Linked DNA regions of Mus musculus: region 2 is linked to region 1. The links are chromatin contacts, found by Hi-C in ENCODE. All regions are on one chromosome and are shown on one strand. Each heading gives the region's core, a stretch centred on a gene start or an enhancer-like site at or near the end of the contact. The rest is flanking DNA. Distances are from core to core; before and after follow the strand shown.

Evidence for each region. A loop is a pair of places that touch in the nucleus more often than their neighbours do.
Region 2: a loop to region 1 is called in a map of heart, with 3 times the contacts of the local background. The contact joins the enhancer-like site here to the promoter of Elfn2 in region 1. A Hi-C loop is called at or near these places in 7 of 37 maps with a recorded cell type or tissue (adrenal gland, heart and left cerebral cortex).

Annotation. Positions count from the first base shown.
Region 1 is chr15:78,715,352-78,722,279 of GRCm38, reverse strand. Elfn2 (leucine rich repeat and fibronectin type III, extracellular 2) reads left to right here and starts at 3,509. Exons shown (of 2, transcript NM_001358692.1): 1 at 3,509-3,876.
Region 2 is chr15:78,673,821-78,680,748 of GRCm38, reverse strand. Elfn2 (leucine rich repeat and fibronectin type III, extracellular 2) reads left to right here. Exons shown (of 2, transcript NM_001358692.1): 2 at 6,009-6,928. The coding sequence starts at 6,404. 1700041B01Rik (a long non-coding RNA gene) reads right to left here. Exons shown (of 4, transcript XR_003951540.1): 3 at 6,002-6,099; 4 at 1-5,199. Among named protein-coding and RNA genes, the nearest start is that of 1700041B01Rik, 6.6 kb to the right of the region's middle. Within about 2 kb of position 3,585, at least 1 of the 3 ENCODE cell types and tissues checked has a DNase peak (open chromatin) inside an H3K27ac peak, as active enhancers do; it is left cerebral cortex, where a contact is called at or near this core.

The DNA of each region.
Region 1 (6,928 bases), core at 2,260-4,759:
AGCTGATGCCAGTCACTTGGCATCTTTCTAAGACCACATCTGCATCCTTGCCCGGGCTGCAGGCCACCTCTGGAGGGCTTAAACAGATGAGAGAGAAAGAGGAGTCTGTTACAGGGGACCAGGTGACAAATGGAAAGGCCTGGCCTGTACCTGGGATGTGCTCATGCCCACTTCTGCCTCACCCCACACCCCTGGCCTGGGTCTTGAGGTTGAACTATTCCCAGTTTTCTGAGAAATTTCCAAAGTGGTTGTACAAGTTTACTCTCCAGCCAGCAATGGAGGAGGGTCCCCCCCCTGTTCCACATTATCGACAACATGTGCTATCCCTTGAGTTTTTGATCTTAGCGGTTCTGACGGGTGTAAGATGGAATCTCGGAGTCGTTTTTATTTGAATTTCCCTGATGACTAAGGAGTTTGAACATTTCCTTTTTGCTTCTCTGGCATTTGAGATTCCTCTGCTGCGAATTCTCTGTTTAGCACTGTACCCCATTTTTAAATAGGGTTATTTGTGTTGTTGGTGTCTACCTTCTTGAGTTCTTTATAAATTTTGGATATTAGCTCTTTGTAGGGCTAGATGTAGGGTTGGTGAAGATCCTTTCCCAGTCTGCAGGCTGCCGTTTTGTCCTTTGCCTTACAGAAGCTTTTCAGTTTCATGAGGTCCCATGTATCAATTGTTGATCTGAGAGCCCGAGCCACTAGTGTTCTGTTCAGGAAGTTGTCTCCTGTACCAGTGAGTTCAAGGCTCTTCCCCACTTTCTTCTCTATTAGATTTACTGTGTCTGGTTTTATGTTGAGGTTCTTGATCCACTGGGACCTGTGTTTTGTTCAGGGTGATAGATAAGGATCTATTTGCAGTATTCTGCATGCAGACATCAGGTAGACCAGCACCATTTGTTGAAGACACTTTCTTTCTTTTCTTTTTTTTTTTTCTGTTGTATAGTCTTGCTATCTTTGTGGAAAAAAATCAAGTATCCAGAGGTGTGTGGATTTCTAATTAGCCTGTGTTCCCATACTGACACCATGCAGTTTTTATGACTACTGCTCTGTAGTCCAGCTGGAGGTCAGGGATGGTGCTACCTCCAGGAGTTCTTTTATTGTTCTCGGTTGTTTTTAGCTATCCTGGGTTTTTAGTTTTTCCACATGAAGTTGAGAATTTGCTCTGACAAGGTCTGTTAAGAAATGTGTTGGAATTGTTATGGAAATTGCATTGAATCTGTCAAGTCCCGGTGTTCACACTCATACCAAGCTCTTTCTCTGGGTCTTTTTGACCAGGAGGCTGCTATGTACCCAAGTTTTTTGCTAACACGGTAGCCACAAGCCATACGTGGCCACTTAAGTCTAAATCAATCAAAATAAAAAAGATAAGTGCACCCGGCAGTTGTAGAAGCCACGGTTTTAACCACACAATAGCCACAAGAGGTTAGTGACTCCTTAAATCATTTCCGCTGTGGTGGAAAGTTACATTGGACAGTGCTTGTGTAGAGAAGGCCCAATCAAGGAACCAGATGGTGTAGTCAACAATGACACCACCTCAGCCCCGGCCAATGTCATCATCTGTGTGGTGCAACAACGGAGCTCAGAGAGGGAAACTGGCAACAGCTTATCTCTACCCTGCAAGGGCCAGCCTTCAAAGCTGGAATGTGGGAACCATGGAAGCTCAAAACTACCGCTGAGTGAGTCTAGCCAGCTTTGCAGGCCCCAGGAGAAAAGAGAAGGCACCAGTAAGGAAGTGCGACCTTAACCATTTCTTACAGGCGGGAAACTGAGGCTGGGGGTGGGGGTGGGGCAAGGTGTGACTCTCACTCTGGCTGATGACCGGGACACTCATACAGATGAATCAGAGATGTTACTTTGCAATTCTATGCCTGGTGCTTCCCAGAGTCAGTGCTCAATGTCTTGGACCAGGGCTGGATTTAGTAGGCCTCTGCCAGCGCCCACCTCAGCACACGCGAGCCACAGGGAGTTTTCTGCAGTCGCGCATTTGATCCGCTAGAGGGCGCAGGGGCAGCCGTCTCTTCAACAGAAGCGAGCTTGGCGGAGGTGGGATCGGGAGATGGTGGGGTGGGGGATGGTAGGGGCGGGGGTGGGGTGTGTGCTACTGGAGCTGGACCCACCTCGGTGCCTAGCCTCGGTTAGGGAACCCTGAGTTCTTATGGTCCCTCTTCGGGGAAGGGGATTAGGTTAGTAGACAGAGGCAGCATAAGGTTTCATTGGGTCTGCAAAGAAGATCTGAAGGATGGGTAGGAAGAAATGCGCCTGCCACTCAAAAAGGTACAGGTCGGGAGGCTTAGAGGTGAGACACCCCACAGTCTCTCTAAATTGTGACATAACAGGTGGCCTGGGTCTCAGCGCTTATCTACCCTTCTGGTCCTATCCTGGGCTACTTTCCTGTCCTCGGATGACAAGAGCGAGGCGATTTTGTACAGCATTTCTTTCTGCTCTAGTGCTACCCAACTCCACGGGTCCCTCTGTACTAAGTACACCAGGATGCTTTCCGCCTCTGTGACTTTGCACATGTCGTTCCCGCAGTCTGGGATACCCTTCTCCACTTCCTTCAGCTGAGCAACTCCTACCCATCAGCTCCCATTCATCTGTCCAGACTCAGCCCAGGCCTGTTAGGAGTTCCAGCAGCCGGGCTGAGTCGCTGTGCACCACCTGAGGACAGGCTCTGGTGAATGCGGCCCGGAAAAGTGATTGCGAAGCACAAAGTCTGGCGGCGGCAGAGCTCAACTGTCTGGGTTGGCGGGTCACAACGGCTGGAGGAGACTCCTGACATCAGCCCAGACTCCCACCAGCTGCTTGTGTGCCCAGCTTCGGGTGCAGAGCCTCAACTACCGCTGCCTTGCAGGGAGACTCCCTTGCAGGTGGTGGTGGTGGTGGTGATGGTGGTGGTGTCTGTGTTTGAAGCGGAGCTTAAGCTGTGGCCAGGAAGGCCTTAGGAAGTTTCTCTTTGTGGCCACAGAGCCCAATATGCTCCCGGGGATGGGGTAAGGCAGCGAGGGGTAGCCAAATGCCTTGGTTTGGAGGCAGGGAGAATTGGGAGACTCCACGGACTCGGACTCGCTGTATAAACTTTGGGCAAGCACTCTGCTCACCCGCCTCAGCTGTCCCGCCTGCAAAATGGGAACGCAGCAGCTCCACCGCAGTGCTCTCCAGTGGTTACACGCGGAACACCGGGTCAGGGCGCAGGCGGAAAGGGGTGCTCGGGCATGGGAAGGGGGGAAGCGGGGTTGGGGATGAGATTGTCCTCGAGCAGGGCGCTGCACCCGGGGCAACTTTGCCTCCAGCTGTTGAATGAGCTGGAGGAGGCGGTGGTGGGGTGAACTGAGACATAGCCCGGAGAGAGGTGGCCGAGGTGGGGCGGGGCCGGGGGGCGCGCTCGGCGGGTGCCCGGGGCTTGGCGGTCCGCGGTGCAGCCACCTCACAGGGCGCTGCAGCTGCAGTAGCGCCAGAGCCCAGCGCGGCCCCCGCCCCGTGGCGTGTGTCTGGGAGCGCGCTTGTGGCCGTGGAAGCAGACGGCGGAGGGGCGGGAGGGTCTGCAGCGGAGAGAGGCCTGTGAAGGGATCTGGCTACAGAGCCGGACGGACCGACAGACGCAGTGATCGCCAGCCCCTGAGGTCCTCCGCCCAGCACCCGGGCCCTCTGCGGGCAGCAGCCCTACGCGGCGGGAGGCGGGGGTGGCAGTGTCTGCGCGCACACGCACGCTCACAGACACACACGCCCGGGCCACGCCACAGACACACGACACGCACAGAGCCACGGCCGGCCGCCGCGCACACTCGCACCCGCGCTCACGCTCGCTCTCCGGCGCAGGCCCCGCAGCAGCCGCTGCCGGGAGGTGGTGGCATCCCGCTCGGATCCCAGTCAGGACTGGAGGTGAGTGGATTCCTCCGGATCCGAGTGCTGCAGGCGGCTGGCGGGGACCCCGGGAATCCAGGCTGAGCTGAGGGCTCCCTGGCCGCCAGCGGGGGTGGGGCTTGGAAAGGGACCTGGGAGGGGAGGATGAGGCAGGGAGAGCCACTCTTCTTGGTTCTTCTTGGTCTGGGGATCCCCCATAAGACCCCCAAGGGACCACCCTGCGCAAGGTGGTGGGGGAGAGGCTGGGCGGAGGCGTGGTGGGAGGGCAGGGAGGACGAGCGTCGAGGTGAACATTTTCGCGGTGGTGATGCAGAAGCTTGAGCAGGGTTTTGCTAGCCAGTACCACGCCGCACCTCTCTGGCCCCCATTTTGGCGAACCAGAGCTCCGGCCCGCTTTTCACTGAGTCGTGGCGGGTCAAGGAATTCATCTCACTGGTAAGGGGGGCTTCACAGGGTGGCTAGATCTCTAGCCCAGGGGGAAGGGACCGGCTTTCGACTTGCCCCCTATCTCTCAGGGGCACTGTGAATGTAGTAGGGGGACCAGAGTTAGGGTATGCTGGGACCCTTGCAAGGACTTGGATTTTTTTCCCCTCGGCAGGGCTGGTGTGGGACAGAAGCACCAGCATAAACGGACAGACTGCAGCTCTGACTGAGCCCCACCATTGCCTAGTGGTGTGTGTGTGTGTGTGTGTGTGTGTGTGTACTGCTACTGGCTAGGAGGGGGTAGAGGGTGGGTGTGTTGGCTGGTGGGGTGGTATATGCATGTGGAAAGGATGTGTATTGACTCAGGATAGACCCCCATTGCCACACAGACACACACACAATCTGTGGCTCAGCAGGGCTTCCTTGGAATATTTGGAGGGGAGAGAGCTTGTATGTGTCTGTGTGTCTGTATGTGCCTGTGTGCGTCTCTCTCTCTCTCTCTCTCTCTCTCTCTCTCTCTCCCTCTCTCTCTCTCTCTCTCTCTCTCTGAATCTGCGTACTTGGGGAGATTGTGTGGAGGAGGATAGAGGCTGCCAGGCCTCGGTGTGTCAGGCATGACCAAGGAGAATGAGCCGGGGACACTGCTCAGAATCTCAGCCAGATCTGGATACATGTGGTACTTAAGGGTACTTCCCAGGGCTCTGGACTCTTCTTACCCTGCAGCTGGCTCCTTGTTGAGAGATACAGGTGTTGAACTGGGGTGTGTGTGTGCGCCTGTGTGTGCTGAGTGCGCGTGCATGTGTGTGCGCGCGTGCTCCTGTGTCCGGCTGCGGATGTCACTGTCAGCAGGCCAGGCTGTGGGAGGAGAAGCTGGGGGAAGGGGCAGCTGCTCGGCAGTACCTGGAGGAATGTAGTAGAAGCTGCAGCCCTGGCTGTTGGCTTCGCTGACGGAGGAGGGGCATCTCAACACCCGGAGCTGCATCACGAGGGCTAGGCATGTTTGCCTCTGTGTGTGTGTGTGTGTGTGTGTGTGTGTGTGTGTGTGTGCTTGGCTCTAACTGTTTCTGTACCCTGTGGACACCTGTGGGACATGTTATGTCTAGATCAACAGTGGGCTTGCACATGCGTGTCAATGTTGTCTGGTATGTGGATGAACGCACATTGCTGCTGTCTTAGCTATCTGTGGACCCTCTTGTCATGCATGGTGGACAGGGGGACCTCTGGGCCACCAGCCTTCAGGCAGGAAAAGAAGAGTAAGACACCGGGAGAAAGAAGTGTGTGTGTGTGTGTGTGTGTGTGTGTGTGTGTGTGTGTGTGTGTGTGTGTGTGTGATGTCAGTGAGAACCTTGGGGTGTGACATCAGCTTCAGGCTATTGGTGACGTCACAGGGACAGCAATGTGAGGGCCACCCTTATGGGCCGGGGCATGTGATATCACTGTGCATGTGTGGGGTTGAGTGTGTTTATGCCCCTTGGGAGGAGGAAGAAGAGGAGCAGGGGATGGAGCAAGAGCAAGAGGTCTCTTGCAAGGGGTCCGCGTTTCCTGGTGGTCTGAGGAGGTGTGGTCGTTCATTTTTTAAGGAGGTTGCTCCCCAAGGATGCACCTCATCCTCTCACTCATGATATCCCCTGGCCTCTGAGTCTCTCCCGTCTGTGCTGGCAGCTCGAAGACCTTGGGCACATACCTTGTTTGCATACATTTATGTGGACGCCTGGGCACACTTCGAGGGAGCATGGCGCCTCAGATTCTAATCTCAATTTGCCGTTTTCTGAGTTTTGCGTTTTTGAGTTTTGCTACTTTCCTGCCTGGACCTTCATCTGTCACTTGTGGAGGAGGCTAGAAGTGAAGAATGGGGGTCCCAGGAACCACAGCGGGCCTTTTGGTGTCTGGCACCTGGGGTGGAGCTCAGTCTGTGCCAGATCTCTCTTTCTGTTCCTTAGAACACCCCTCCCCTCCAGCACCCCCTGCTGTTTTGGTTTGAGTCGAACTCTGCAAAGATGTTGCTTCCCTTCTTTTCTGGGGTCCTCGAAGTAGTCCTTTAGGTGGGTGGGCTGGCTGCTGTCACATCCCTCAGGGAAACTGAGGTCAATGCATTTTTCCCCCCTCCACAGTGTGGCTGCAAGGAAAACATCAGGTCACCAGGGAAAGGGACCGTATGTGACACACAGGGTGGGTTGAATCAGGTTGGCAGGTGGCTTCAAAGGTTACTGGCTGCCGCTCTCACAGATTTGTATGGAGATGGGCACACTCATCTGTCACAGATTCTCTTCAGGGGCTCTGAATCCTCATGCTCTCTCTTCAGGATGGCCCTCTTCTCATCCCATGGCTGTCAGGAGTGTTAGGGCCACCTCTGTTGCTCCCAGTTGTGTGTGACATAGGCTCTGTAGGTAGGAGGAGTTTGAGACTCCGTACCTCCTGTCAGACTGCTTGTGTGAGAACAGTCTATAGAAGGCTAACTCACACATCTGCCTCCAGCTGTCCCAGGCGATCCCTGATCAAATTAACCTCCTCCTGGCTCAGTGACTACCCAGGGCAGAGGTTCTGACACTGCGGCTGGGGATACTGTCTGTGGGCTCAGGATAGTAGAGTGCCCTTGCCTTCAGCTCAGCCCTGCACACAGCTGCTGGGGAGGCCCTCGGGAGGTCTT
Region 2 (6,928 bases), core at 2,336-4,835, 42 kb after region 1:
AGGGTTGAGGGGATTTTTTTTTTCATCTCTGGAGGCCCACTGAAGCTCAGAGTGAGCAAGCTGTGTGTACTGCGCAGAACAGGTAGACGAGGAGCCCCTACGGGGTGTCGGAGGTGAGGTGCCTGAGTGTGCCCGGAGGGATGGCGTGTCCCTCCGGCCTGTGACGTGGCACAGCTATAGCTGCTCCCAGCCAGGGGTGACGCAGAGTGGGTGCCGAGGCAGAGGGCAGAGGCCAGCTCCCCAGGGATGCGGAGCAGCTGGCTTCTGGGCTGAGACTAATGAGACGTGACGGAATGGGGTGGATGAAACCCAGCACCTCGGGTGAGACAGAGACAGAGCGGGCCCCCAGCTGTCCGGGGCGTTCTGAGGGTGTCGGGAAGTGTGTGCACGGGGTCCCGGGGGCCCGGGTGACATCTAGGGCAAGGTGAGAGCAACATTGACTCAATGCTCCTGCCGTGCTGACAGAGGGAGGAAGCCAGGCCTCAGACATGGGCCTTAATGCTGTGTCCCGGGTAGCCCAGTTGTAGGAAAGACCTGGAGTGGCTGAGGCTAGGGTAGGATGAAGCTGACATCATGGTTGGGGGGTGGGGGGAGGGACGAAGAGGATGCAGCAAGCAGCAGGCTTGTAGTAGATGCAAGTGTGGGAAGCAGTCCCTGCAGAGACCCTAGCAAGACTCAGGCTGGCTGAGGTTCCTGGCTATGTGACCTTGGGCGTACTGCTATTCCTCTCTGAACCTCTGTCTCTCTGTCTGAAATGAGCAGTGTAAGGGGTTGACAAGGCCAGGAGGCTTAGGGCATTCCCTGACACATCTCGAACCCTCATTGGTGGTGAGTTCTACCTCTGACACCCTGGCCCTGAGGATTTCATGGGTTTCAGCCTCTCTTCCTGCCGTTATCCCCCATCTCTCCCGCACACAGCGGCCCAGCACTGGTGTATTGGGGCCTGCTGCGGCAAGCATGGGGGTTACACCAGCAAACAACATAGAGACACACTGCTGTGTGCTGTGCTGGATTGGTGGTGTAGGGGAGTGGGTGGCAGCCGAGAACCTGGTGTCACAGTTGAGCACAGTGAGGGGACCACAGCTAGCTTGAGCGACAAGGGGGTCCTCTCAGGCTTGGTGACAAAGAAGGGGGTAACGTGGGGAGCAGTTTAGCAGAGCCTTGACTGAGGTGAGGCAGTGGGTGTGCTGAGAAGGCAGAATCCTGTGCAAAGGTCCTGGGGTTGAGGCCCACACCTGGTCTCAGCTGAGAATTTCTTGAATGACAGAGAAGCTAGCTTCCCAGGGGCTGGGGTGAGCTCCTTCTGTCAGGCAGGGGTACACTGAGGGAGGAAACTCACAAGAGGGTCAGTGTATGCCCTGCTGCCTTGAGTCTAGCACTTGCAATCTTCTCATCTGTTAACTGGAGCCTGAGCCACACAGGGTTGACGTCCAAGGATATGTCAGAATCGCCTGAGCCATTGGAAAGGCACCTCTGGGCAAGGAGACTGTAGCCCAGAGAAGGTGATGAGCCCGCCTGTGTCACACAGCTCTGCGTTTGACCCCAGAGCCCCTTACCTCCAGTGCCTGCACTTTCCTCTGCCTCCCCCCAGGGCTCATCACACTTGCGATCCTGCTATCAACTTGCTTTCGGTGTCACAATTTCCCAGCTTCATAGAGGAGAAGCAGAGATCCAGGGCCCTTTGCCTTAGAAGCTTCTGTAAGGAGAAGGCAGCAGTAAGCCCTAGAGCCCCGCCCTGAGGCCCGAGCCTTGGCCCCGGAAGGTGGAAGGATGGTAGTGGCCCGATGGCCCAGTGCTAGGTTCTAGAAAGGCGTGGTGAGGTTGCTGAAGGTTCGTGAGCTCTGGCTGGGCCTGAGGCGTCTGTCCCGTTTAGGTGACAGGTGACTTTGAGCAGCCTGGCCCTGTGAGGAGTGTGTGCCAGGGCCGAGCTGCCGTCAGTGCTTCCTTGCTGATTCCTCCATCTCTAATGGGTGGTCAGGGTACCAGCCATGTTTCCACGTCCTTTCCCTGTCTGCCCCCCTCCCCCAGCTGAGCAGTGCCCCCCTGGGAGCGGGAAGCCTGGGGTCAGCACAGATGAGAAAATCATCGCTCTATAGGACAAGTGTGCTCTGCTGTGGCCCAGAGGTTCCTGGAAGTCCATGGTGCCAGTCATCTTGCCACATAAGAGGGGAAACTGAGGCTCAGAGAAAGCCTGAGGCTCACCAAGAGTCTCAGAGTGGGCCATTCTCATTCACCACAGGCTGTGGTGTCACGGTAGAAACCATACCAAGTGCACCGCTAGGCCTGGACTGCTGTCCTGTGGGAACCCGCTGTTGCCCCTGCCGTGCCTGTGGGGTACATCCACTGAGCTTCTGTGTATGGGAACGAGGGCTCAGGCCAGCGTTGCACTGCAGGGAGCAGAGGACCCCACCGAGGCCTGGGGTTTGACACCCTGGGTCCCGACTCTGACCTGGACCACATTCCCTCTTTTGTCCTGGCCCCAGCTTCCCTGTGAGAAAATGGGAATCCTACTGAGCCAGGGTTCACCTGCTCACATGGCGGATGCCAGGATTCTGAAGGGAAACTGTGGCCAGCTGGGTCAACCTGGCTGTGGAAGCCAAGCCTGAGACAGAAGAACATCACCAGGTGGCTCAGGCAGTCTCTCTCCAGCTCTGACCTACACCCCCACCCCCACCCCAGTGCCCACTGGTTGTCCACTCTTCTTCCAAGGACTCACGGGAAGGGACCTCACACAGCCTGTAGCTGGCTAGACTACTCTTTGCCAACGCTGCACAGCTCTGAACCGTGTTCCCTGCCTGTGCTGGCTTTGTCTTTGCTGCTGCACGCCTCCTAAGCTTGCCCTGGGGCTCAGCACTGCCATGATCTGGCTCTGGGCAGCTGCTTTCACACTTCTTTCCTCCTGACATGCTCTTAGATGTGTTTGGGGCTTAGCTGATCTCAGCCTCTGTCTCCCTGGCAGCAGGTACCTGTGTCACACTGTCATACTCACGCCTGTCACCTCCCTCCCTGTGGTCAGTCATCCTATTGGATGTGCTCCCCACTTATCTCTGTGCTCCCTATGGTCATCCTCTGTTGGATGTTCTCCCCACTTATCTCTGTGCTCCCTCCCTGTGGTCAGTCCTCTGTTGGATGTGCTCCCCATTTATCTATGTGCTCCCTATGGTCATCCTCTGTTGGATGTGCTCCCCATTTATCTCTGTGCTCCCTCCCTGTGGTCGGTCCTGTTAGATGTGCTCCCCAATTGTCTCCATGCCCTGCTGTCACTATAGCTTCCTTTCTCCGTCCTCCCAGGTATGCCGTGCTTGAGGAGCACCCTCCTGGGAGCAGGGGAGAATGACCTTGTACATTTGACCCCAAGACCCTCACACCCATCCCCTGCACACCTGCACCTCCATCTGGTGAGCAGCTGGGCAGGGATCCAAGTGCTGCTGTCAGCGCCTTTGTGGCCTTGTCCTCTCCCTGGATGCACCAGGCCTCAACGGGTGGTGGGCAGACAGCCCAGGCTAAGAACAGGGCAACTGACGCATACGGGACATGGTGCCGGGAGCCTCCTCCCCACCATGAATCCGTCACGTCACCGTCACGGGGAGAGTAGGCACTGGGCCCCAGCCCAAACCATCCTGGGGAGCAGAGGAGCAGGGCCACCTCAGGGTGACCTTGAGGGCTTGGGAGGAGCTATGGGGCATTCTGTCTACCCTGGCCTGATTGGAAAGGATGGAAGCCAGGGGGAACCAGCACCTCTCCAAGCCAGAGCCCTTTTCAGCCCCTCCCCTGGCCTCTTCTTATGCCCCACCTCACCTGGGCTTTCCCCAACTATGGGCAGAGGACCTGGTTCTGCATAAAGTGGTATTGTTTTAGCTTGGATCTGAGCAGGGGGAGGGACTCTGTGTATGGCTGAAGCTTTGTAAGCATGCACGCACACACATGTATGAGCAACATACATGTGCTTAAGTGGCATAAAGGGGGAGTAATTGGCTGCATTTCCAAGGCCACGGACATGATTGCTTGCCACCATTGAACACAACCCCAGCATGTGTCCCTGGGGTGGACCATCCCTGAACATGTCCTGTGCACCCACACATACTCCTGCATATGTGCCAGCCTGCACGCTCGCTCGCTCGCTCGTTCGCTCAGTGTATCCATCAGAGCCCTTGGGTCTGCGCACCGAGTCAGCTGCACACCTGTGTGTGCACCTGCACACCAGTGTGGTCCACAGACTGAGGAGGGAGGCACTGCATTACAGACCGAGCGAGGGCTCCTGCTTCTCCAGACAGCATCTGAGAGGACTCAGCCCCTACCAAGAGGATCTGACTGCTGGTGGGAAACTGAGGCTGTGTGTCACAGGAGCCAAAGTCTTTGGCTATGAGAGCGTTATGTGGTATGAATGAGGACCTTGTGACTCCCACACTTGGCCCCACAGTGGGGAGAAAGGTGTGTCAGGGTGGCCTTCAAGGTTCCCAGCCTGCTACAAAGCCAGCCTTTGACCCAAGTTGGACCTTCTCAGTTGGCTGTTCAGCTGGCATTGCCACCGGAGCCTCCTCTGGGTGCCTTCTCATGCCTCCCTCCCTTCTCCTCTGCTGCTCACAGCTTTAAATTGGCTTCACTTTAACACAAAGTCTAGACATTTTTTTTTTCAAAGTGCTCTCTTTCCTAGAGTCTCCCTGGGGGAGGAGCAGGAGGTGGCGGTGGCGGTGGCTCTTGTGGACACTGTTCTGGCTTTCCGGGACAAATGTGGATTTCTCTGACCATCCTGTGTCCTTGCTGGAATGCAACTGTCTAGGGCCTTCGCAGTTTCTGGAGTCTGGAGTGCAGGGTGTGAGCTGGAGCCAGGTCTGGCTGTGTGCAGCCTGCAGGGTAACCCAGCCAAATCTCCCCAGGGCTTTGGGGAAAGTGAAAGATGAATCCACTGGGCTGTGGGCTGTGACCCCCTGCTGCTGTCCAGTCTCCTGTGTCTCAGGAGGAGCCGCCACCAGATCGCACCTTGACACTTCCCATCGAACAAGGCCCAGGAAAGGGCTGGCTTCCCTGACCCCATGCAGAAGGATGATAGCTAAGAGTCAGTGCTCATCAGGCTATGCGGACAGGGCCCCTTGGTTCCTGACTCCATGGTGACTGTCAGTGTCTTAGGAACCTTGATTTTGGCCTCGCTTTGCTGTGTTACTTGGAGCAAAGCCTCGTCCTTCTCTGATCCTCTTGATGCTGGAAGGGGACGTGAGGTGGTCCCAAACCCTGAACCCTCTTTGGGATTCATGTGCCCTCCTCTCCTGGGGTGTGTGTGTGGGGGCTAGTCCCCTACTCTTGCCCCTCCTCCTTTGGCTTAGTTCTGCCCACAGAACCAGCCCTCCTTCTGGAGAGACCCAGACCCTCCCACCCCCCACTGCCAGCCCGTTCTACTCCCCTCCCCCATGGAAGCTGAGACAAGGGAATTATTTTTGGAACAGGAGCAGTTACACAACAAATGAATTATTTATCTTTGGGCATGGAGAACGAGGCATTTCACTGGGCTTCTTAATTCTTATCCGGATTTGGGGGTGCCCACTTGGATGTGTGGACATGTCTGTCATGTACACAGATGGTAGGGAGGGGTGTGTGTGTGTGTGTGTGTGTGTGTGTGTGTGTGTGTCCCTCCCATGTACAGCCCATGCAGCTTTGGTTTCATAGGCTTTGTGCAGGCCAGCAGTTGCATGTGGACACTGTGCAGGATGTGCACCAGAGGGTGGGTGCCCATGCATGTGTGCCCACCTGTTCCTCTCCAGTCTTCCTCCCCTGCCCTCGTTCTCAGACAGTCCCTACCCACACGGTAACTCTCCCAAGTCTCTCCTTCCCGCCTTGCCACCCCAGCCCCTTTTTTTTTCTCTATAGAAGCAAGGGCCCTGGGGTCCTCTCTGGCGCTGAGCCCCTGGTTCTAAAAGGGTATAAAAGAGGGATGGGGGCCTACACTGGATCCTGAAGGGGTGGGTCCAGGCCCTCGTGCTAATCTGCCATCGTCTTTTGATGCTACCTTGCAGGAACAGATGGGCTTCTTCCTGTCTCCATCTCGCTTAGCATCCCTCAGTGTTGCGCTCCTGGTTCCTGTGGGAACTGCTTGAAGGTCTGAGCCTGGAACCCAAGGGGAAGGGGAAGGAAGAGGAGGAAGAGGAAGACGTCAAAGCCTGAAACCCTGCATACCTTTCCAACCGGAACCTGGAGTCACAACAACGCCCACTGCCTGCTCATCGTCCTTTAGAGCATCAGGCGCCAGCTGTGTCCATCCTGCCCAAGGCCCCTGTGCTGGGGGTCACCCCCAAGATGGTGACGGCTCCGGGGAGGACTGTGCTCCCAGCCCCAGCCTCTGGCTGCTAGGTCCCTCTGTGCTCCGGCCCTTCACCCCAGCTGGGCATCTAAGGGGCCAAAGCCTGGGGCCATGCTGCGCCTGGGGCTGTGTGCGGCAGCGCTGCTGTGCGTGTGCCAGCCAGGGGCTGTGCGCGCTGACTGCTGGCTCATCGAGGGGGACAAGGGCTACGTGTGGCTGGCCATCTGCAGCCAGAACCAGCCTCCATATGAGACCATCCCTCAGCACATCAACAGCACTGTGCATGACCTGCGGCTCAATGAAAACAAGCTCAAGGCCGTGCTCTATTCCTCCCTCAACCGCTTCGGGAACCTCACGGACCTCAACCTCACCAAGAACGAGATTTCCTACATCGAGGATGGTGCCTTCCTGGGCCAGACGAGCCTGCAGGTCCTGCAGCTGGGCTACAACCGGCTCAGCAACCTGACTGAGGGCATGCTGCGAGGTATGAGCCGCCTGCAGTTCCTCTTCGTCCAGCACAACCTCATCGAGGTGGTGACGCCCACCGCCTTCTCCGAGTGCCCCAGTCTCATCAGCATCGACCTCTCCTCCAACCGCCTCAGCCGCCTGGACGGCGCGACCTTCGCCAGCCTGGCC